Regions from separate parts of the Homo sapiens genome. Here region 1 is linked to region 2. A link is an interaction called in ENCODE POLR2A ChIA-PET data of the cell type or tissue named here. Cell type or tissue: MCF 10A. All regions are shown on one strand. Each heading gives the region's core, and the rest is flanking DNA. Links, peaks and the distances in the headings are about the cores only.

Evidence for each region. Peaks named below come from ENCODE experiments on the same cell type or tissue, not always from the same donor. Only the 100,000 strongest peaks of a DNase experiment are listed, where the experiment ranks them.
Region 1: POLR2A ChIA-PET joins it to region 2 with 6 read pairs; 2 of 35 experiments call an interaction of 5 or more read pairs at or near these places.

Annotation. Positions count from the first base shown.
Region 1 is chr20:13,022,935-13,035,681 of GRCh38, reverse strand. All of the region lies in intron 1 of SPTLC3 (serine palmitoyltransferase long chain base subunit 3), which reads right to left. Among named protein-coding and RNA genes, the nearest start is that of SPTLC3, 20 kb to the right of the region's middle. RefSeq lists an enhancer at 5,002-6,201. In MCF 10A, for the core only: no CTCF peak of the experiment used is centred there; DNase peaks (open chromatin) are centred at 5,501 and 7,581.
Region 2 is chr20:11,802,014-11,814,760 of GRCh38, reverse strand. LINC00687 (long intergenic non-protein coding RNA 687) reads left to right here. Exons shown (of 2, transcript NR_110635.1): 2 at 4,322-4,774. Among named protein-coding and RNA genes, the nearest start is that of LINC00687, 62 kb to the left of the region's middle. In MCF 10A, for the core only: no CTCF peak of the experiment used is centred there; a DNase peak (open chromatin) is centred at 7,200.

The DNA of each region.
Region 1 (12,747 bases), core at 3,138-11,137, 1.2 Mb before region 2:
TGATAAATCTATTTGCACACAGCACCTTCCTGATAATTGTATTTTTGTTTTGGAAGGCACAAGGTGCAATTAATCATTGACCAGTTAGCAGTTTATTGGTTGATACGTTTATTTGGACACAGCACCTTCCTGATAATTTTATTTTTGTTTCGGAAGGCACCTGGTGTAATTAATCATTGACCTCTTGGCAGTTTATTAGCAGACTCTGTAATAAAACAATGTTTCACATGATAAAATCCAAGCTTCAAGAAAGCTCCTATTTAGCAGAACCAAGTAGGATAGCTGGAGTAGAAGAAATCTAGTTGCTCAGTCAACTCAAGTTGTTCAGGCCGCTGAAATCTACCAATATGTAGGACAACTTATAGTAAAATTTACTTTTTCGACAGCATCAAAACTCCAGCACCAATTCTATTTGAAATATTTTGTTATTGTCATTATTTTCTTACCAGTTCAACACTAAACCAAGTCTCATTGAGTGTCCATGTTACCAACTGTTCTGCCAGAAGACAGGAAATGTCCACAGAGAGACTGAAAGCTGACAAATGGTACATAGAGAGATGTTCAGGGAACAGCTGTGAGAACTGGGAGGAACATGAAGCTAACACTGGCTGGAAAAGGCAGGGGAGGTTTCATGAATGAGGGAAGAATTGATCAAAGGTTTGACTGCTGAGCAGTGGAAGGATAGGCACAGTAGCAATGAATAGAGAGAAAGATCCCCAAGATAGAATTGAGAACATCAGGATAGATACCCATCACCTTTCTCCTGGACCACTGCAATTACCTCCTGGGTGGTCTCTTTATTTGATTTTGACTCCTCAACTCTGCAGGTGCTAGACAACTCTTTCTCTAGCTCTAACATCCAACCATCATCTATAACAGCATTTTTTTTTTGGTGAATAACAAAAAGTATGTTTTTACATGTAGAACTGACGCAAATGATACACTATTTAGTTCTTGATTTGGGGTAGTTTAATTTTATGTGTGATGGTAAAGTTTCTCGTTGGGTTAAATTTTACTGAAGGTCTCTGTACTTCCTATGTCTGTGTGTTGGCATCTTTCCCCAGATGTAGATGTTTTCAGCCACTCTCTGCAAATATAATTTCTGGAAAATAAATTTTCCAGTTAGAGGAGAAAAGATAATTAAGAATAATAAAGAAAGACCACAAGAATTATGGGACACCATCAGGAGGTCTAACTCTAATCTGCTCCCTAGAGATGGCCATCAACAAAAAGAGTTTGGGAAAAAAAAGTATGTACCTTTGCCCTGTGCTGGGGATTTTCATGTCAAAAGCTAGGATGTAGCAGTCAGTGGCAATATCTTTCTTATTCCTCACTGTGTCCCCAGTGTCTACACATGGCCTCACACATGATGTGGGATAAATATTTGCTGATTGAATCAACTTGTTAAGTGCTGTGAGCAATACTGAAGTGAAAAACCATTTAACTTGGGAAACTCAGTACATATATCAAATACATTTTTTTTTTCTTTTATCTTTCATGACATCTACCTATGTCATGAGAAAAACTCTTTGGGAATTGTTGGTTTTCAGTATAGAGCTTAGTTATTTGGTACAGAAGACAATAATCTGCCTGATCTCTGATGTTCCACCTTCCATTTATTGCCTAAGCAGTATCAAATGGCTCTCACTTCACACCCTGCTTTTTATTCCTTCCTAGCCTTTCTTCATATCGTCACTTTTCGTAATTTCTTCAGTTTCTTCTGTTTCTTCCCAACTGTTCTCCCCTTTCACCTCTCCCTCACCTCCACCTCACATACAGACACTCTGCCTGCCTTAAGACACAGCTCTGGCTTCACTTCCTAAAAAGCACCAGGCTGGATGTTCTCACTGCATAACACCATCATTACACTCACCACCTTGTATAACAATAATATTTTAAAGATTTTTTAATAGGCAAGTCACTTAATAAATATTTTCTGTTCATTAATGAAAGAACAGAAAATAAAAGATCACTTGCAAAAATAATAGCTTCCATTATCTCTTATTATCTTTTAAATATTTCAACACTATTGTCTGGTGTGACAAAGACTGGCTATTCACCAAACCCATTTACCTCTCCTCCTCACAGCTAGGCTACATTTCTGACATCCCTTGAAGACAAATGTGGCCATAAGACTGAGTTCTGAGCAACGTGAAGTGAATAGAAGAAAAGTGTGTTACTTCTATGACTAGCTCATAAAAGCCTCTCTTCACTGTTGCCATCTGAATGTTGATGGCCAAGATGACCTTGGAAGCTACACATTAAAGATTCCAGAACCTTTGTTAGCCTGGTTTTCTGAAGAAATGTGAGGAACAGAGTCCTTACCGCCTCCCAACCCTACTTCTTATCACTACCAATTAGATTTATTATGAATAGAAATAAATTTCTGTTGGGTTATGCCATTGGGATTTGGTGGCTTATGTATTATGACACCAAGTATTACCTTAATACACACATACTATCAGAATATTGTTAAATTCTTTCCTTTCTAACCTTTGCTTAGAAGGGTTTGGTGGAAGTCTGAGAACCAAATTACCTCCTCAAGGAAATGTCTGTATTAGGAAACACCTGGTCTGATCAAAATTCAAATCAAGGTCTGAGGAAGTTTAAGTATAAAATTAACTCTGTAGAAGACCCAAGTCTTAGTTCTTGATTGATTGAGCATGTCTTTGTAAGTGTTAGGCTTCACTGACCCCAGAAGTCAAAGAGAGTGATAAGTTACAAATATGGAAACTTTGAGGGGTCAAGTTTTCCTATATTAGCTACTCCAGCCCTTTCTTTCTATTGATTAATCAGGTCAGTTCATAAGAGGTTAATTTAATTTCCCATCATCTTGAGTTTCCCATTCACCACCTGAGAAGTCAGCCAACAAAACAGTGAGGATCTGAGGAGGGCCAAGGCTTCAGCAAGGTGCAGCCAGAGTGGTGAGTGAAGGATGAAGGATTCCCACAAAAGGCAGGATTGCATGGAGGGGTCTAAATTGAGTCCCCAGCAGAGTGTTTAGTGAATATCTGCTGAAGAAATGAGTGAATGAGGGAGAGCCAAGACTGGGAAAGTTAAGAGAGGTGGTAAAGACCTTCCAGGATAGGAGGACCAGTGTGGGCACCCATTGGTGGGTGGAAATGAGGGAACATGGCCTTGCATGGGCCTCTGGCTGGGCCTTGAATGGTATATACTTGGTGATAAGCTGTATAGAGTCCACTGGAATTGAATAATGGAACGCCTTTGATAGCAGGGTAAGCCAGACTTTGTCTTTCAGGTAGTTGTGAAAGAAAGGTGTGCTTTCATTGGGATGTTCCCCTATCAGAACTGCAGAAGAAATGCAGGGCAGAAATATTTGTAAACTGGACCCCACTTGGAATGACAGCTAGGGTGAAGGTTCTAAGTCAATTGGACTTACTTCAGCTTTAGAGCTAAGTGGCTATCCTTCACCATCCTGCAATGGCTGCATTATTCTGATCTTGTTTATAACTGGCTGGCTCACTTGAGGAACACAGAGCTTTTATTGAGTTATTCTGATAAATCAGAGAAAACAATGTACTATTGGTTTTATATCTCTGAGAATAACTACCACGTTCTTGACCAATTATAAAATGCCATGTGAGAACAATGTTTATCTCTCAGGTGCTCAAAAGCTTTTATGGACATGCTCTTATTTACTTACATGCTATTCCAAAGAAGTAGGTGGTGGATCACTGCAATGGAATTAGAATCATCTTCACGTAATAAGAGAGACACAAGGACATTAAGCAACTTGCCTAAGGTTATGAAGCGGGAAAAGACAGGACTAAGTTGATCCTCTCAAATCCACATACCAGGGTTAAAGCCCGAAAGAAACATAAAAGTTAGATCTTTAAGACATGACAAACTGGAACATATTTCAGAAATAGAGTACCCATGGGACTTAGTCTTTTTCCATCTCAGGTGAATACTAGTAGCTGCAAACACTGTGCAAAGCTTGACTTCCACGTGCGTGTACCTGTGTTGGGCATGGGAAAGATCACTTGGGTAGTGTCTTACAGCACCCAGCCTCATGGAGGTCATGGGCTAGTGGAGAGAAACCATGTGCAAAATAGAACAAAAATAGAACCTTTTAAGACTAGAGAGCAAGAAGTCTAGCCAAGTGCCATAGCAGTGGTGAAAAGGAGACAAGGAGTTTGATAATTTATTTCATGTTTATACATCTGTTCATTCATTCATTCCAAAATTATATATTGAGCACCAACTCTGTGCCAGCTAGTGTGCTAGGTTCAGGTGAAATGGTGTGAGCAAGAGGGACAGAGGCCCTGCTCTCACGGTTTAGATCTATGCTGTTCAATACAATTGTTGCTAGCCATATGTCGTTAGTTACATTTAAATTTCAATAGTTTAAATTAAGTTTAGAGATTGAGATCTTCGATTGCACTAGCCACATTTCAAGTGCTCAATATTCTCATGTAGTTGGTGGCTACCTTACTGGACAGGACATTTATAGAGCATTTCCATCATCATAGGAAGTTCTATTGTCCAGAAGTTGGCAAATTATGGCCCGCAGCCTAATTTTGTAATAAAGTTTTATTGAAACCCAGCTGTATCCATTTGTTCATGTATTGCCTATGGCTGCATTTCCGGTGCAGTGGCAGAGTTGAGTAGTTGTAACAGAGACTGAATAGCTTACAGAGCTGAAAATATTTACTATCTATCAAAGGCTGCCAACCCTTGGTCTGGAAGGAAATACGGATGAACAATATTTAGAAAAAGGAAAATTATAAGTAATTAAGAGTGCTGTGGAGTGGTTATAGGATGGGATCTGACCTAGTTCAGAAAAAGAGAAGGTCCTCCCCAAAGAAAATGAAGTTTTAAATAAAATCTGAATAATCAGTAGGAGTTTACCAGGAATAAAAAGTCTTCCAGGCAGAAGGAAGTGCTTGAGGAATGGTAAGGAGGGTGTGCGGTTGGGGTAGCTCATGGATAGGGAGGGGCAGGCATGGCTGAATGTCAGTTCCAGGAGGAGGACCTCCATCCACTTTGTCCATTGCTAGTAGTACCCCAGTTCCTAGAACAGTGTCTGACATGTAACAGGGGTCCAGTAAATATTTAATGAATGAAGGAACAAATGTAAGAATGAATAGGCTGAGGAGGTGATGCAGGGCTGGCAAATTGTGTTAAGGATTGCAGCTTTGATCTTAACACGGGAAGCTACTGATGAGTTTAAACAAATGGTAGCCTGATCAGGCATGGTTCTTGAAAGGGCCATTGGAAGATGATGTGGTAAATAGATCTCCAGGGAGCCCCCGTATTCAGTGGTTCACAGTGATTTGTGGTTAGTCATTTTAAAATCTCTTTTATATTCGTGGTGGAAGAAAATTTGATGAGTCCAGCTTACTTAGTTGGTTCTGAAATTTCAAGTCTCTGACCAAAATTCAAAAGGCTAGTCTCCTAAATTCCACAGGAATGAACCAACAACAGAGGTGTGTTTTGACATCACAGTGTGGTGTGCCCTGTGGCATTTCTTCACAGTAGGGGCAGCCAGTGACTCATGGATGAGTTATTATGAGGGTGGGGCTCCTGGAGGCACATGCAATGTGGTTCTGACAGTCATTTGGCTGAGCTCCGTGGACTGAACTTGGATTACAAACCACAGTTTTTCTTTTTGAATCAAAATAAACCAATTTCTTCTTGCACCTCCTTGCTGAGCTACTATACCTAGGTCCCACCCAAAATTTCCTGTCCCCTGATGCTAGACCAAACAGGGACTGCTATTCAGCCACATGTAGAAGCAGAAGGCTCTCTGACCTAGAAAGAGAGAAACTTGCCAAGGATTCAGCAGCTGTTCCCTTCTCTGTGTGTTTATTAGGAATTGGTGTGTGGCTGCACATAGCCTATTACCCCATATAACTTGGTTCATCTTTTGGTTTCCTTTGAAGACAGAATGTATCCTTACAGATTACACTTAGTTGAAATATACGGATTCCCTGGCTGAGATCTTTTGTTTGCACTGAAAGCAGCACATGTTATTTTACTTTTCATGAAAGCCTTTTGCTTCCATGAAAAATAAGTATATTGTCTCCAAACAAGTAATTCGCTAAGAAAATGGCACCACAACAATTTATTAATTTGCTTCCAAAAAGTCTAATAATATCCATGATCATAATTATAATTATCTGATTAATTGTTTTCAAGTGCCATATAATATAGGAAAAAATAACCTCTCCCAGAGCAAGGCTAATCTTGACTAGCAATACTCCTGAATCAACCAGCTTTGTATAACCAGGCATGTTTTAGCCATCATAGCTCCTGAGCCGAAAGAAGTGAATAGGTGAAAAGCATGAGTTATCTGACTGGAATATTAAGATTGACATTATACTTAACAAAAGCGAACTGATGTCTGTGACTTGTTTAATTCAACCATTGAATCATTTTCGCAGGTCACCATGTGGAGCACTTTTATTTCTGAGTACTATACTCAGTCTGTAGGGACGTGATTCAGTTGTCTTGCTAAGAATGAACCAATGGGAAAGGATGGATTCTTAAAGAAAAGGCCAGCCCCTCCTGTCATAAGCTAACAAACTAACCCGAGATGTACTTCAGCTGTGGGATATCTCCAGGTGCCCCAAATCATTTGCATGGGTGGACAAATAGTGTTACTGTCAAGGGCTCCTTCGGAGTTTGTTTCTGGTTTTGTGATGTGTAAGGGAGTACAGTGTTACAGGCAAAGGGCACAGGCATGTCTTGCCCTGGATTGGCCGTTTTGAGATCTTGGGCAAGTGACTATACCTGTTTGAGTCTCTGTTGCTTCCTATTTTAAAATAATAGCCAAATAGCTTCATCAGCAGTAAAGGATACGAGTGTCCCAAGGCTGTGTTCCAGGTCTGAATATCACACTCTTGTGAGAGAACAAAGCATAAATAATTCAGCCTTAAAGGAAGTGGAAGCTAGTTACTGTTGTTGGCTTTGATCCTGGTTTTGACAAAATGCAAAACCAGCAGAGAAGAATAGTCCATTCTTATCTTGTATCTACTTGTTGGTTAGTCTAATAGTTCCTAAATACTAGTCTATAACACTTTAAAGACATGTATGAAAATTTTCACTGATGTATGGTAAAATTTAAAAATGATATATATGTGTAACATATAAGTATATTATGCTTGCAAGTATATACATATATGGACATCTTCCTAGGGACTGTCTCTTAATCAGACATCATGTCCATAATATCTTTTAGGGTGAATTTATGGACGATAGTGATAGTGGATAAGGGGTTATTAGATCTTTTGAATCATGGCAGAATAAAAACTTTGGTACAATATAATTCACTTAAAAAAAACTCACAGGTCTATGAAATTCTGAAGTCTGATTCCACTGGACTGAATCACCAGACATCAGCCCCCTGAGCTTTCACACTTTGTGAACAGAAACTTCTGGTCCTGTTGAGAAATGTATTACTAAGATCTTAAAAAAAATCATATAACATGGTTCTCTGAGATCTGATATCCGTTCTGCCATTATTATTCTAATATGTAAGAAGTTCTGGAGCCAAGTTTCCTTAGGACTAATTATCAAAGTAGGTGGTTGAAAAGCATGTTATGTTGCAAGAACCCAAGAGTTCCAACCGTGTCATCAATGCCTCTGCCTTGGGCAAACTCAACAAAGGAACCAAGGCGTGAATTGACTCGTGTGCCCTTGCTGGGTCTAGAATTAACCATTCGTAATGTCAAGATTTTAAGAATAGAGCTGAGGCTGGTCAAAGACTCCAAAGAAGGTATTCTAAGAAATATACATCATATAAAACATAGAGATGTGATGACAAAGGTAAATAATTGTTTAAGAGAGATTTGTAGAAAATTTTGCTATCTGATATGCCATGTAAAATCACTTTGCTGCCTAGCTATAAAAGTCTTAGGTAGAAATCAGTATTATTCTTTGAGGCTTTTAGAATCGCATGGATTTTTAAAATTTTAGTAAGACTGATTCCCAAAGCTGTTCCTCTGGGCAGTTTAATAACTAAATTGACACTTTTGCGTGTGTGTGTGTGTGTGTGTGTGTGTGTGTGTGTGTGTGCGTGCTGAAATAGATTACTGAAGAACAGAGGCTCTGATTTTTTTCCTTCCTTCCTGTTCTTATGAGGGGAAGTGGACGGAGTTGTATGCACTGAATAAGGGCCTGACAGGTGTCTGCTGCACCCAGCCCTTGAAGGCATTCCTGAATGTAGAGTCGGCGTGTCTGTGTCTGGCATTATAATATTATCCAGCTCTGTCTCTATTATCTATGTGGTTTTGATCTCACTTTTCTGAGCCCCATTTTCTCATCCTAAAACAGGTCAGTAGCATTTGTTTATCTGCTTCACAGCACTGGATCACTTCCTGGATGACTGAGGGTACAATGAGATCCTGGATGTGAAAGGGACGTACAGACGTAAGGATCATTGTAGTTGATGCTGAAGGTTAAAGGGGTAAAAATTGGCCGTGTTTTATAAAAATCACTGTCTTAATTTTGGGTTCTCCAGAAGCAAACCTGTATAAAAGATTCAAATACAACCTGTTTATTTGGAAGGTTATCCCAGGAAGCACTGTTAGAGGAGGAGAGATGAGCCAGCCAGAAAAGGGAAGGAAACCAATGAACGGTGTGCTTTTAAGGCAGTTACCAGTGTGGGCAGCTGGAGCTCGCTTCCACCGGGGTCTGCAGAAGACAGTGTAGAACACACCTAAGAATTATCTTTCCCGAAGGATGAGGCTGCTGGGGTATTTATCATCCAGCTCCCATCAGTCAAAGGTTGAGCACTGCTTCTAGGGGGTGTTGAATCTCCGGTGCTTTTGGCCTGATGCCCACTAGGGAAGAACGGGCTCCAGTTCCTAGAACAGTGTCTGACATGTAACAGTTTTTCAGAAAGTTCTCAGAAAAAGGGCATGGGAATTGGCCATTGGAGAGGAGGCTGTGCACATGGAAATGGTAACCGCCAAGAGCAGAAGTGGACATGGCACCAGCAGGGTCTGCTATGGTCATCCGAGTTTCAACACTGCACTTTGTTCGCACCTAACCTTAATTTCTTAATATTATTATACTCTACTATTCAGTTTGTTTTTATTTGAAGACGTATTGATGCTTTATTCAAGTATATTTCTGTCACTGTGTGTTAAAGGATTCTGCAGGCCGAGGACACGAACAGACACTTCTCAAAAGAAGACATACACGTGGCCAAAAAGCATATGAAAAAACCTCAATATCACTGATTAGAGAAATGCAAATCAAAACCACAATGACATACCATCTCACACCAGTCAGTACGGGTATTACTAAAAAGTTGAGAAATAACAGATGCTGGCAAGGTTGCAAAAAAAAGGGAACACTTACACACTGTTGGTGGGAGTGTAAATTAGTTCAACCATTGTGGATGACAGTGCAATGATTCCTCAAAGAGCTAAAAACAGAACTACCACTCAACGCAGCAATCCCATTACCAGGTACCTGCCCAAAGGGATATAAATTGTTCTACCATAAAGAAACATGCACATATATGTTCATTTTAGCACTATTCACAACAGCAAAGACATGGAATCAACCTAAATCCTTATCAGTGACAAACTGGATAAAGAAAATGTGTTACACATACACCATGGAACACTATGAAGCCATAAAAAAGAACGAGAGTATGTCCTTTGCAGGAGCAGGGATGGAGGTGGGGGCCATCATCCTTAGCAAACTAATGCAGGAAGAGAAAACCAAATACCATATGTTCTCAGAAGTGGGAGCTAAATGCCTAGAACACATGGACAGGTATAGAGGAACAACACACACTGGGACCTAATGGAGGGTGGAGGGTGGGAGGAGGGAGAAGATCTGGAAAAATAACTAATGGGTGCTTGACTTAGTACCTGGATGATGAAATAATAAGTACAACAAACTGCTGTGACACAAGTTTACCTATATAACAGGCCTGTGCATGTACCCCTGAACCTAAAATAGAAGTTTTAAAAAAAGGTTTCTGCAGGTCAACCAATATGCAACCTCTTGTCATATTCTGGCACTGTTTCACCAAAGAAGGGGCAGAGAGGGACATAAGGCAGATTCTTGCAAGGGTCAATATTAGTAATAGTGCACATTTGTAGAGAATTTCCTCTGGTGCCTGCACTGTTCTAAGGCTTTGCATGCATTATCTTATTAATTTCTCACCACCATCCAATAGGGTAGGCACTACTATTCACCTCATTTACCAGGTGAGAAAACTGAGGCACAGAGAGATTAAACTGCTTATGCAAGGTCACACCACCATGAAGCTGGGATTCAAGCTCAGGAAGTGTGAAAGTCAAATCCTGCTTCCAAGTTTTACATAATGATTCAGGTTACTAGGGTGATAAGGCTGTAGGGTGAGGTTACGTGATATTAGGAGTCAGAAGATCCTGCTTCCACTACCTGCCAGCTGTGTGGGTGATCATCTGATTTCTTCAAATCTTGGTTCATTATATGTGAAATTTGAAAGTCTATTGTAAGGATTGACAATATTTATAAAAGGGTGAACATATAGTAGTGTCCTCATGTATGGTAGCAGTTATTACCTGTATAATTATTTTCTCTGACGTGGTGATCTGTGACACGCAGAAAAGGAAGTTTTCTACATGTGGCTCTTATTTTGGGCCATAGGAAAGGAGTGCCTTTGCTTGTAACATGAGACAAATACAAGTTCACAATATCAATTTTGAAATTGATACTAAAGAAATTTGCAATAGCAGACATTATTTTAAGGATCATCAAACTATTATAATTCCTGGCCTTTGCTTTCTTCATGTGTTCAAGAAGACAGGGGATGGAGTGGAATTGTAAAGATTACTGAACTAAGTTCCTTTCCTGCTGGAGAGATTACACTAAAGACAAAGAGGAAAATAGCTGCTGATCGCTGTGGAATTATGAGTGTGTAGCAGGGGAATTTCTCTAGAAGACAGCCTTCTGGTGAGCTCTTCCTTTACGTCATTAGATGATGATTTACACATTAGCCAGTTCTCTTCTCCAGAGATTAAACTCTTTAATTTTAAGTGAGCAGTTTTAGTTCATCTTTCCACAGTCAAAACTACATTAGGAAACTTTCTCCAAAAAAGGAATCAAAAGCCAATGCAGGTCAAAACTCATTGAATGATATACTTCAGATTTGTGCATTCCATTGTATGTAAATTTTACCTCAAAAGAAAAAAAACTATAGAAAAATATTGAAGTTAATGGTATGCATGCTGAAGGGTTTAGAAGTGAAGTGTATTTATTCTACAACTTCGTTTGAGATGCATAAAACATATGGATGGATAGATAGATAGATAGGTAGACAAGTAGTAAACGTATAGCAAAATGCTAACTAGAATCTAGGTAGTAGATATATGAATATTTATTTAGAATTATATAAGGTTTTCTATAAATTTGCAAATGTTTACAATAAAATGGTGGAGGAAAGGGCATTTCATCTAATGATAAAAAGACAGGTCCTGTGACTAGATTGCACTGCTAACTATATGTTTTATCTCAGGCAAATTTAGTTAACTTTTGCATGACTAAGTTTAGTCATCTAAAAAATGACGATAGTAACAGTATCAACCTCACGTGGTTGTTGTGAGGGTCAACGGAGTTGGTTTTTGTAAAGTTCTTAGCATGTAGTGCAATGTAAAAGTTTGTTAAATAAAAGTTTTAAAAGTCGTCTCATATATGGGTCATTCATAGGAAAACAGATCGCATTTACTTTCTTGGACACTCGACTCTGAGAATGCAGTATTTTATTAGAAGCTGATGACAGCCCTACACACCTTGGGAGATTAGTCATTTTCCCTCTAATCCAGGCATATTTCATCTCCTGCTAAGATGCAGCAGGAATGATCAAGATGAATTAATAATATTTTATTTCTATTTTCATTCTCTTCAAAAAGTTCCACTGCTTAAAGCATGCTCCCTACCTCCAAGCTTGGAGTATATCATATCTGGATAGCAATAGAGAAGCATGTTGTTACCTGGTCACCAAAGTAATCTAATGACTTTGTGATTTTTAAAAAGGTGGTAGTAAATAGTAGCCATGCTGTCCAACAAAGCTTAAGAAACCTGTGAATTAATTAATAAGAGGTTATATACTTTGAAGTTTACAAAGAAGTCTGTGGATCATATGAGCAGAGCTTTCTTAGTCTTTTAGAGATCTAGGTATGTTAAATGGGAGTTCTTGCAAAGAACAGATTTGTAAAAACAGATAGTCTTTATTCATTCCATAAATATTTTTCAGCTCCTATTACATATAGGCTCTGGTCTAGGTACTAGAGATTCAGCAGTGAAAAAGATAGAAATTCCTGCCCAGGTGGACCTCACAGTCTAAATGTGGAGACAGGCAACAGATAGGAAATAAATTAATGTGTGCATGCATGTGTGTTTATGTGTGTAGGTATATGTGTGACTCTGTGTGTGTGTGTGTGTGTGTGCACATGTGCAGATGTTTTTAAATGCTAAAGAGAACAATTAAGCAGGAAAGGGGCCAGGAAGTTGGGGGGTGGGTTGCAATTTTAGAAAGCATGTGAGCCTGAGTCCCACAGAGAAGGTGCTATGTGAGTGAAGACTTCAAGTAGGAGAAGGGTGAGCCCTGTGGATGTCTGGGTAAAGGGTGTTCCAGGACGGGGGATGAGGAGTGCAAATGCAAATGTTGCAGGTGGGAGGACGCCATGGGTGGCTGGCTCCAGGAACAGTGAAGAGGCTGTGCAGCATCTGGGGTTAGAGTGAGCTCAGGGAAAGTAGCAGGAGATGAGTCACAGATGA
Region 2 (12,747 bases), core at 3,285-11,284:
GCATTTGCACAACTACAACATTGCTTAGGGTTGGTCTGTTCTACTATAGAATACCTGTTGGTTAGGAAGGTCGGCAAAAGTCTCTTTCATTAATAGTAAGTATGTGGCATATGCCCTTCAGCAGAAGACTGTCGCCCTTCAAAGAAGCCTTGTGAGCCTACCAATGCCCTCTGTGCTCTCTTCTTCCACTTAATATCTTGAGGGTGCTTGTTGTCTGTACTCTTCATGTAGCTTGTAACCTCAAATTCTCCTGTGGCCTCTCTTGCATTGCTTTTGCAACAGGTCACCTGCTCTTACTCACTAACTCTGCATTTGATGACTAACTTGTAGAATCTTTGAGGGCAAGTGATAAGTATTCTGCTTCATGGATTCTTTCATCCGCATATATATATTCAACACCCACTACTTGCCAGACACTGTTCTTAGTCCAGAGAATTCACAGTGAGCTACAGAAACTCCCTGTCTCAGACTGCGCTCCTCTAGAAGCTGACCTGGAGATATGGGTTCATCTTCAGGCAGTTTATTGGAGAAGTGATGTCAGAAAACACCAGTAGAGGTGTGGGGGAAGTGGGATGGCAAGAAGAGGAAGCAAGGAAGAGGTATGTTTTCCAGAAGGTTAAACACTGGGGCCAACCAGAGCTTCAACCTATTAGGGAACCCGAGGAAACACCTATCTTAGTATTACACACTTGATGAGTGAGGGAGCTGGGAGGTTTATATTCCCACCAACTCCCATCAGGGCTGCTTGCAGGGAGGGGCCGCATGAATTCCTGAACCCTCCTGCAAATCTGAACTCCAGCAACTAGAAAAAGCTTGCAGGCGAATAATTGTACATAATAAAAGATGGGCCAGTGTGGATTGAAGTAAAACTTGCTGAGACTGTGTGTCAGTTTCCTAGGGCTGCTGTAACAAAGCGCCACAAACTGGATGGCTTAGAACAACAGCGACTGATGGTCCCACATCTCTGCAGGCGCGAAGTCTGAAATCAAGGTGTCGGCAGGGCCAGGCTTGCTCTGGAACTGCAGAGGAATCTTCCCTTGTCCTTTCCTAGCTTCTGATGGTTTGCCGGCAATCTTTGGCATCCCTTATCTTGTAGAGGCATCGTTCTAATCCTCTACATATGGTGTTCTTCCTCTGTCTTCACTTTGTCTTCTGTCTGTGTCTAAATTCCCCTTTATATAAGGACGCCAGTCATATTGGATTAGAGCCCCACCCCAATGAACTCATTTGAATTGATGACTTCTGTAAAGACTTTTTCCAATAAAGTTACATTCTGAAGTTCTGGGGGTTAGGACTTCAAATACATATATTTTTTATGAGACACAATTCAACCCATATCAGGGGATAAAAGTCAGTATGCTGACAGCATCTGATGTAGTCTCTACTTCAAAGGATCTATACTCTAGTACAGGGGTCCCCAATTGATACCAGCAGGGGTCTCCCCACGATACCGGTCTGAGGCCTGTTAGGAACAGGGCTGCAAAGCAGAAGCTGAGTGGCAGGTGAGCAGCATTACCTCCTGTGCTCCGCCTCCTGTCAGATCAGTGGTGGCATTAGATTCTCTAGGAACTCGAACCCTGTTGTGAACTGCGCGTATGAGTGATCTAGGATGCACACTCCTTATGAGAATCTAACTAATGCCTGATGATCTGAGGTGGAACAGTTTCATCCAGAAACCATCCCCCCTCCATCCATGGAAACTTGTGTCTTCCATTGAGGCAGGAGTATAGGTTCTGGAGTGAGGGAACCTAAGGTCGTTTCATGCTGACTTCCTAGAACTAAATTGAAAGGAAAACCCTAACTTTCCACGCCTAAGGGAAAAAAGGACCAGAGGCTACTCCCTTTGCAAACCCCCGACCTTTTCTGCCAAGCAGATGGGAAATTGGCTGTCCGCAACCAATCAGACTGATGGCCGGTCCAGTCTTCCTTTGCCTAGAAGTGCAACTTTGTAACTCCACCTTAGCCTGTGATTGATTACAAAAAGCAACCAATCAGATATTTGCACAGGAGTGTGAACTTCATTAACTCCACTTCAGTCCACTTTGTAACTACTCTTCGCAACTCCTCTGATTGCAGGCCACCACTTCATTTACATGAGGTGAGCATGAAGTGGCCAGTGGGTATTTGGACCCGAGAAGATTCTGTATCCGGGCCTTTGAGCCGCTGCTCAGGCTCGTTCCCACACTGTGGAGTGTACTTTCATTTTCAATAAATCCTTGCTTTCGTTCTTTCGTTGCTTCATTCTTTCTGTGCTTTGTTGCGCATTTTTCCAATTCTTTGTTCAAAACGCCAAGAACCTGGACAACTTGCAGTCAAGACCCTCTACTGGTAACACCATGAAATCAGTCCCTGGTGCCAAAAAGTTTGGGAACCTCTGCTCTAGTAGGGGAGAACAATAAAGAAAACAAATAAATACAATGTATAGTATACATGAAAATGATAAATGCTATGGAGAAAAATGAAGACGGGAGGTAGGATGCTTCTTGGTATTCTCCAAAAGGGTTCGAATAGTTATGCACACACAGTTGGGGGTTCAATAAATATTTATGAATGTCACGACTAAGTGTCTGAATATACAGAGTGTGCTATTCATATGATCTTTCATTTGATATTTAATATCTATCAGTGGTCTGCCTAGTAGTGTACTAGGTCTCTGTGGAGAATCTGAGTCTTTTTTTATTTGAATGGTTTATTTACTCACTAAGAAGTTTTGGCAGATTTATATGTGGACTGTGGAGTTCAGAAAAGTAGTGACCAATTAGTTGTATTTGTAATCTCTCTGGAGAATTATTTTGAGGAAGAATGGTTAATACACATACACACACATATAAAACCTATATAAACACATATATAAAAACACATTTAAATATAAAGTGCCTCAAAAAAAAAAAGCAATTTGGTAAAACATTAGCCTGAAAATAAAATACCAATACAGAACAATTTCTAGTTTACTTAATGAGGACATGGTGATACCTCTCTACCTATTTCATGAAGCTTTTATTTGGTACATTTACTTTAATTTTTTAATGCATAATATCTCGTTAACAATTCTGACATGGGCTTTCTAAACACTGAAGTTATAATTATATAAACATTTCTGGGCCGGGCATGGTGGCTCACGCCTGTAATCCCAGCACTTTGGGAGGCCAAGGCAGGCGGATCACGAGGTCAGGAGATCGAGACCATCCTGGCTAACATGGTGAAACCCCATCTCTACTAAAAATACAAAAAATCAGCCAGGCATGATGGCGGGCGCCTGTAGTCCCAGTTACTCGGGAGACTGAGGCAGGAGAAAGGTGTGACCCCAGGAGGCGGAGCTTGCAGTGAGCTGAGATCGCACCACTGCACTCCAGCCTGGGTGACAGAGCAAGACTCCGTCTCAAAAAAAAAAAAAAAAAAAAATTTCTGGCTCTGTTTTAGTTTCATGGTGGTGGAAATTATAGCCATAAAAATCCTCTAACTGTATGTATTATAGGGAGAAAAATGACATTAATCCTGAACAATGGGTAATAATTGAGACGTGTTGTCAAGCAGTGCAGTGACAAAAAATAACCTTGCTGATCTCCTCTGTATCTTTGAATAATTATCAGCTATAAAAAAGGAATAGGTTGGTGCTATAATCTTTTTGTTTTTATTGGGAGAAAGACTATTTTAATCTTATTTTGACAGTCCCTTATCTAAACTATTAACAATTTATTCATTCTGTATTATTAGATTAAGTCACAATTGTGATCACTTATGACTGGACATTCTCTCAGCTCTTTCAGATCTTGCTCCCTGGGCTCTGTGCCCTGAGACCCATGGGGTTCCACTCAATACCGGTCTTAAATACATAGTTTTTTTCTGAAAGCTACTAAGCACAGCTTGAATGCCAGTGCTTTCAATTAAACCTTCTAGGTTTTGTGCTGGTGTTAAATAGGCCACCACTGGGGTTGGTTGCTTCCAATAAATGTAGAACTAAAGGCAACTGTAGGGTGTAGAGAGAGATGATCCTTTAAACCAATATAGTGGAGATAAAAGATTGAACAAACTGCTCTTTTTCTTGCTTGACTTAGAATAGACATGTTGTAAATGATACTCTTAAGCGACCAAAACACAGTAAAAATATCCAGTGACAAAGGAAAAAAGGAGAGAAAATAACTTTTAGTTAGCTGTGTTAGTTATTGGCAATGCATATATCAAAACAGGAAAGATGTGATTTCATTCTTCAGGGTTGACTTTATACTCAACAAGATTACATGGTGAAGAGTCATCAGAATACAAGATTACATGGTGAAGAGTCATCAGAATAATCAATCTTCCTCCACTTTCCTTCTAACAGTCTCTTCGTGGCCTGTGCTGAGGACTACATCAGTCTCCTGCAATTATCATCTACACTGAAAAACAAAGAGGACAGAGGCGAAGCTAGTGGCCCTCACCATCCCCTGCAAGCTGATTGCTTCTTACTGCAAGCACTTGAGCATCTTCCTGAGAGCTTTCTTGGGCAATGGGAACCAGGCTTGGCCCAATCACAGGCAGGTGAAGTATGAGGAAATGGAGAAGGCATTGTCCAAGGAGCAGTCTTCAACCTTCACCCCGCAAGTGAGACAACTCTGAATAAGATGTGTTCTACACTCTCTTCCAAAGGTCCCCAGTTGGATGGAGCTCTAGCTGCTCATGTGATAAGCTGCCTATTAATACACAAAAGATTGCCTTTCCTCCTTGCTCTGTCTTCCTGCTGCTCTCCTACTAATGTTTCCTGGGATTGCCTCCAAATAAACCACTTGAACTCACATATTAGTGTTATTGTCAGTTGGAAGATTTTAGTGTTTTAGATATATAGGAGCTCTTCCGCTTTTAAGATTGCCAATTTCTTCTTTCTTCAGAGCAGTATTCATACCTGGACCGTATTATTTTTTTCTGGAAGTATTTTATTATTGCTTAAAAATACCAGGAAGATTACCATGAAAACTGTACATTTATAATTTAAGGATGGAATCTTCATGTAGTTTCTTAAACCTCGGAGGTGAAGGTATTACATATTCCAGAAATTCAGGAAACTTTCTGTGTTATAGAATAGCAGGATATTGAAACCTACATTCTCTGGTTAAGAGAATGCCTACATGATTTTTAAATAATTGGTCTATGGGCTGCCCATGGTGGCTCACATCTGTAATCCCAGCACTTTGGGAGGCCAAGGCGGGTGGATCACTTGAGGCCAGGAGTTCGAGACCAGCCTGGGAAACATGGTGAAATGCCGTCTCTACTAAAAATACACAAATTAGCTGGGTGTGAGGGTGTGTCCCTGTAATCCCAGCTACTTGGGAGGCTGAGGCACAAGAATTGCTCAAACCTGGTATGCGGAGGTTGCAGTGAGCCAAGATTGCACCACTGTACTCCAGCCTGGCTGACAGAGTGAGACCCTGTCTCAAAAAAAAAAAAAAAAAAAAAAAGAATTGGTCTGTGAATAGTGATAGCAAACATAGCATATTTTTCTTATTCAAAGAAATAATTATTGAGATCCTATTATGTATATGTTTTGTAAACTGGTCCCCTATTCATGGTGGGGCCCCACTTAAGCTCAGGACTAGATACTTACCAAATCCTGGAGAAGGGCCTGTTTGCTTCTAAGTTTCCTTGCTTTGTGGAATTTAAAGTGATTGTCATACCCAAGTAAGAGATGCTTAGGGGGTGAGGAGAGGATTAATACAGAGGCTAAGTTCTTATTCAAATGCAGCTCAGTTTTAGATCTCATTTTATGGCCATCATCCCATACAGATTTGCCAAGAAGCATTCCAAAATGATTCTTGACGATTAGCTATCAAATAGAAAAAGAAATAAGATACTTGGCCGGGCGCGGTGGTTCATGCCTGTAATCCCAACACTTTGGGAGGCTGAGGTGGGAGGATCATGAGGTCAGGAGGTCGAGACTGGCACCACAGAAGTCATTTCTCTAGTTTATCCCTTCAGAAGTGGCTTACATGGTATAAGGCACTGCAAAAATAAATAAATATTTGTGGCTAGTACCATAATAGCATATCCCCTTTGATGAGGAAGACCTTGAAATAAGTATAAGTATGATGTTACAGGGACAGAAATGTAGAAACAAAACTTTCATATAGGATATATACTGTGTACTTGTGTTAGTTCATTTTGCATTGCTATAAAGGAATACCTAAGGTTAGGTAATTTATAAAGAAAAAAGATTTATTTTGGCTCACAGTTCTGTAGACTGTACATGAAGCATAGTGCTGGCATCTGCTTCTTGTGGGGCCTCAGGAAACTTCCAATCATGGCAAAAGGTGATGGGGAGCAGACCTGTCACATGGTGAGATAGCCAGTAAGAGAGAAGCCAACTCGTTGAAATTATATATGTTGGCTGGCTAAGGAACAAGTCTAGTGTAGTCTGTCTCTCCTACTGATTACAACTAAAAAATCTGGGCAGAATGTGAATAGAACTGCCCAAGATCTCTGCAAAGTAACCACAGCAAGTGGGTTGAAGATTGATGTCAAAACATGAGTAATGACCCAAAAGGGGTAGAGCAGAGGGGTGGGATATGGCAGGTGAGTTTCGTGTTGTTGTTTTCTTTGTCTGTCAGCATTGTCTCAAGAGGGGGTTTAAGTCCTAGAACTGCACAGCAGGTGCTGAAAGCAAATGCTTTAGGGAAGAATCCCTTCTTTTTGACTAAAGACAAGTAAAAAGGACCTCTGTATGCTGGAGAATGTGGGGAGAATCCCCCATCTCCTTTTTTAAATCATTTACCTCCAGACCCTGCCCAGAGCAGCTCAGTAACTGAGCTGCATAGATGTCTGGCAGTGAAGAAAAACCTAAAACCATGGCAGAAGGCTTGTCTTTCTAGCCAGAGGAGCTAAAAAGAAGCTCCTATTGTCCAGAGTGTGTACAATCCATGCCATTTTTCTCATTCTCTTTTCTTTTTCCACTTAACCTTAAAGTAACCCTATTTACTCAAAAGTACATGACGTTGTGAGAGGCTAAACATCTAAGAAGATTCAATCTTTCTGGCTAGAGATACCAGGGGAAAAAGGTCATTGATTATGGGAACATGTGGGAGAAAATTCAGAGATGAAAGAGCTGAAGAAATAGAATTCCAAATTTCGGGTATGTAATGACATAACTCTTGGACTCACCCTGAGCTAAGTATGTGTGGAACAACACCAAGGCATAGCAAAGATTGTGAGGGCTGAACTACAATATAAACTATGACTCAAATTTCAGGCTCTTCTCCAAGTGCAGCGTGCATCAGCCTGGCCCAAAGAGCACAGTAAAGACTTTGAAAACAGAATTGACATTGGGACCACCATCATTGAAGGTGAAACTTCTTGACAGTCTGAAGCTAATCATGTTAATTATCAGTTACTAAAAAAAATTAACATTTTTTAGATTATAACAGGACCTACAAACTTGCAAGATGAAACTAAAATGTTCTGGATACAATCCAAAATTATGTGACATAATAAGAATGAGAAAAATCTGAAAAATTTACTGTCTTCAAGGCAAAAGACAGTAAATAGATGCCAAACATAAGATGACCTAAGCCTTGGAATAGTCTGTCAAAGACTTTAATGCAACTATTATAACCATCTTCTGTGAGATAAAGTTAATGCTCTTGAAAGATAGAAGCTCTCAGCAAAGACATAAGTAAAAAACTACCAAATGGAAATTCGAGAACTAAAAAAAAAAAATGATAGAGCTTCAACATGCATTTAAAAAAAACCTGATAGAACTGCAAGAAAAAAATTGGCAAATCCACAACTATAGCCTATATTTTAGTATTTCCACTTTAATAACTGATAGACTAGTGTATTCGCCTATTTTCACATTGCTATAAAGAAATACCTGAGATTGGGTAATTTATAAAGAAAATAGGTTTAATTGGCTCATTGTTATGCAGGCTATACAGGCAGCATGCGACTTCTGCTTCTGGGGAGGCCTCGGGGACCTTTTGCTCAGGTGGAAGGCAAAGCGAAAGCAGGTATCTTCATATGGCTGGAGCAGGAGGAAAAGAGTGAGAAGGGAGGTGCTACAGACTTTTTTTTTTCTGTTATTATTATACTTGAAGTTGTAGGGTACAAGTACACACAGACTTTTAAACAACCGGATCTCACAGTAACTCACTCACTCGCTCTCATGAGAACAGCACCAAGAGCATGGTGCTAAACTATTCATGAGAATTCCACCCATATGAGCCAATCACCTTCCACCAGGTCCCATCTCTAACACTGGGGATTACAATTCCACGTAAGATTTGATGGGAACACAGATTCAAACCACATCAAGTAGGTAGTCAGAAAATCAATAAGTATGTTGAAGACTTCAACAAAACACTCTTTGCAGGTGCAAAGAATGGAATATTTACCAAGATAGGAGATATTCTGCATTATATTACAAATCCTTATAAATTTAAAAGAATTAAAGTCCTACTCAGTGATATGGTTTGGCCGTGTCCCCACTGAAATCTCATCTTGAATTGTAGCTCCCACGATTCCCAGGTGTTGTGGGAGGGACCCTGTGGGAGATAATTGCATCATGGGGATGGGTCTTTCCTGTGCTGTTGTGATAGTAATAAATCCCACAAGATCCAACGCTTTTGTAAGGGGGTGTTTCCCTGCAGAAGTTCTCTTTTGCCTGCTGCCACGTAAGATGTGTCTTTCGCCTTCTGGCATGATTGTGAGGCCTCCCCAGCCACGTGGCACTGTGGGTCCATTAAACCTCTTTTTCTTCGTAAATTATCCCATCTCAGGTATGTCTTTATCAGCAGCATGAAAACAGACTAATACACTCAGTATGTTCATTCATCACAATGGAATAGATTGGAAATCAATAACAGAAATATCTCTAGAGAATTGCTACGTATCTAAAAATTAAATACCACACATCAAAATAACCCAGAAGCTAAAGCAGAAATCAAAAAAGAAATTAGAAAGTACTTTGGACTGAATGACACAACATATCAAAATTTGCAGGACTTTGCTAATGTAGTACTTAGGAAGAAATTTATAGCACTAACCACCCATAACAGAGGAGAAGAAAGGTTTCAAATCAGTGTCTTCAGTTTGCATCTCAAGGAACTAGAAAAAAGGCAAATTAAAAACAAAGTAAGCAGAAGACAGGAAATAATAAAGTCAATGCTGAAATCTAAGAAGTAAAAAACAGGAACACAGTAGAGACAAATATTGAAGCAAAAAGCTGGACTTCTGTGATGATCAATAAAAATAATAAAACTCTAGCAAGCATGATTGTGAAAAAAAAGAGAAGGCACAATCTATCAATGTCAGGAATGATAGAAATGAGACCATTACACGTTCTGTATATATTTAAAAGATAATAAGGGAATACGATGAGTGACTTTATGCCAGTAAATTTGACAATGTATGTGAAATGGACAAATATATGAAATGGACAGATTTCTTGAAAGACCTAAACCACAAAAGTTAACTCAAAAAAATGATAGCCAACGTATATGAAATGGACAAATATATATGAAATGGACAAATTTCTTGAAAGACCTAAACTACAAAAGCTAACTCAAAAAAAAAAAAAAAAAGATAGCGCAAACAGCCTTTTATCTACTTAAGAAATTAAATTTGTAGTTAAAAGCCTCCCTACAATGATAAATCCAGGGCCAGATGTCCTTACTGGTAAATCCAGTCAAGCATTTAAGTAAGAAATCAAAACAATTCAGGTAAACTCTTCTAAAAATTGAAGAAGAGGCAATACATCCCAATCCATTCTCTGAGACCACTACAACCTTGATATCAAAATCAAAGCCATCACAAGAAAATAAAACTATAGACATATATTCCTCAAGAATATACATGTAAAAATTCTAAATAAAATTCAACAATTTTGATAAAGATAATACTTCATAACTATGTAGAGCACATTCCAGGAATACAACACTCAAAAGTAAGTCAATTTAATTCACTATAAAAAAAGCAAGCAAACAAAATCTTTGTGATCTTTGACTAAGTAAAGAGTTCTCCAATACACCATCAGAAGCACAATCTGTTTTAAAAAAGATAAATACAACCTCATCAAAATTAAAACATTAGCTCCCTGAAAGAACCTATTAGAGAATGAAAAGAAAAGCCACAGACTAGAAGAAAATAATAGCAAATAGAATATCTCATAAAGAACATTTATTACAGCTCAGGAAAAGGAGTGGAAAAAAAGATTTATTCATAACATATGAAAAACACTCAAAAATTCATTAATAAGAAAACAAGCCAAAAGTAAAATGTGCAAAATATTTAAACAATTCACTAAAGAAGATATATTGATGGTAAATAAGCCCGTAAAAAGAAGTGCAACATCATTAGCCATTGAAGATATACCAATTAAAACCACAGTTGGATACCACTCCATACCTATTAGAATGGCTATAATAAATAAAAACAGCAATACTAAATGCTGATGAGGATTTTGAGCAACTGGCATAGATAGATCACCTGCGAGAATGTAAGATGGTACAGCCACTTTGGAAAGCAGCTTGGCAGTTTCTTACAAAGTTAACTATATGCTTACTATATGACCCATCTATTCCACTCCTAGGTATTTTCTCAAGAGAAATGAAAATATGTTGGTGCATAAACCTGTACACTAATAGTTATAAGCAGCTTCATTCATAATTTCCAAAACAACCTAATGTCCTTTAACTGGTGAAGGGATTAAAGAAAGACTACTGAGAAATAAAAAGGAACAATTGAAAACTTTCAGTGAGATGGATAATTATTTTATTATGCTAATTTAAGGAAGCCAGACTCAAAAGACCACTACTGTATGATTCCATGTATATGACATCTCGAAGGGACATACAAAAGGAATCGATAATGCATCAGTGTTTGCAGAGGTTAGGGTGGGGGAGCATTTGAGCACAAAGTAGGAGGAAGAGAGAATTTTTGAGGAAGATGAAACTGTTTATTGTCTTGACCATGATGGAGTTTACATGACTTCATGCCCTTGTGATACACAGAATAATGGCCCTTGACAATGATGTTCATATTTGAATCCCCAGAACCAGTAAATATGTTAGGTCACATGACAAAGGGAAATTAAGGTTATGGATTAAGGTTTCTAATCAGTGTACCTTCAAATAGAGAGATTATCCTGGATTATCCAGGTAGGCCCTGTATCATCACAAGTATCTTTAAAGGTGAAAAAGGGAGATGGAAAAAGAGGAAATTTGAAAAGGACTTAGCTTGCCTTTGCAAGGCAACCACAAGCCAAGGAATGTGGTCAGCCTCTAGGAGATGGAAAAAGTCAAGGAAACAATTATCTCCTGAGCTTCCATAAAGGAAGACAGCTCTGACCTCAACTTGATATTAGCCCAGTGAGAATCCTACCAGACTCTGACTTACAGAGCCTTCAGGTACTATATTTGTTTTCCTGAAGTCACTAAACTGGCATTTTGTTCTGGAATCAATAGAAAATTAATACAGCGTTCACTTGTGAAAACTCATAGAACTGTGTATCAAAAGAAATTAAGTTTACTCATGCAAATTTACAAGTAAATTAAAAACATTTAAAGTTGCATATGTGGCTCACCTTGTATTTCTATTGAACACAGTGATTTAGACCATCTCACAAGTAGGAAACAACTTTTTATTGTGAATATCTAGAACAGTGGCTGATGGGAAACACCCCTCATAACTATCAAACACATAGTAGATTCATATGTGAATTTAAAAAGTTTGCTGGTGTTGCATTTCTCTTTTTAAGCCTATCTGCCAATCCCCCTACAATCATGAGGCGCCCTCAAGTTTCTCTCTGATACATTTTCCTCTTTCTGACTTATTCCTTTCCTTTGTTAGAGCCAGGGAAGATGTGGTGGATAAATCTTTTGTTTTAAAATGAATCTGTGAGGACAAGGACTCAGTTTTCAAAACCCAAGTTTAGTGCATATGAACAAATGCCAGAATACTTTAGGAAAATGTAAAGTTTGGTTGTCTTCAAGGAGTATGGATGAAAGGTGACACTAATACAAAAGGTAATTATTCTGCATTGTTTTCTGAACTGAGACACTTCAGTATTACTGTGAATGTTATTTTTGATCATGTAATTTTCACAATGCTTATATTCTTTAGAAAAGGATTAAGAATTTCATATTTTTGTTTGAAAAGATGAGACAGATTGCTCTTACTGAGATAGCAATGTTCATGTGTAAAACTCTCATCATTAATGTCTGAAACACAGAAAATTGAAAGGAATTACGAAGATTGTTAATTTTCACGGCAAAAGTTGAGACACATAGTTTAAGGAGATTCTTCACTTTTTGGAAGAATTTTAAACCAGCTATGTCCCTTGGAGAGGAGATATAGACACCTGAAGTTACAGGCAAAATTAGTGTGCTTTTTTTCCTGGATATAAGGAACATGCCTTTCATCAGCATCACAAAGACAACAGGTATGCCTTCGTAGATGCAAAAAAGCCCACTTGTGCATTTGGTACTTGTGGAGAAGAATTCTTTCTTTTTTTTTGGCAGCGGGGCGGGGGGGGGCGGGAGGCAGGGGGACGGAGTCTCACTCTGTTGCCCAGGCTGGAGTGCAGTGGCACCATCTTGGCTCACTGCAACCTCCACCTGCCAGGTTCAAGCAATTCTCCTGCCTCAGCCTCCTGAGTAGCTGAGACTACAGGCACGCGCCACCATGCCCAGCTAATTTTTTGTATTTTTAGTAGAGATGGGGTTTCACCATGCTTGTCAGGCTGGTCTCGAACTCCTGACCTCATGATCCACCTTCCTCAGCCTG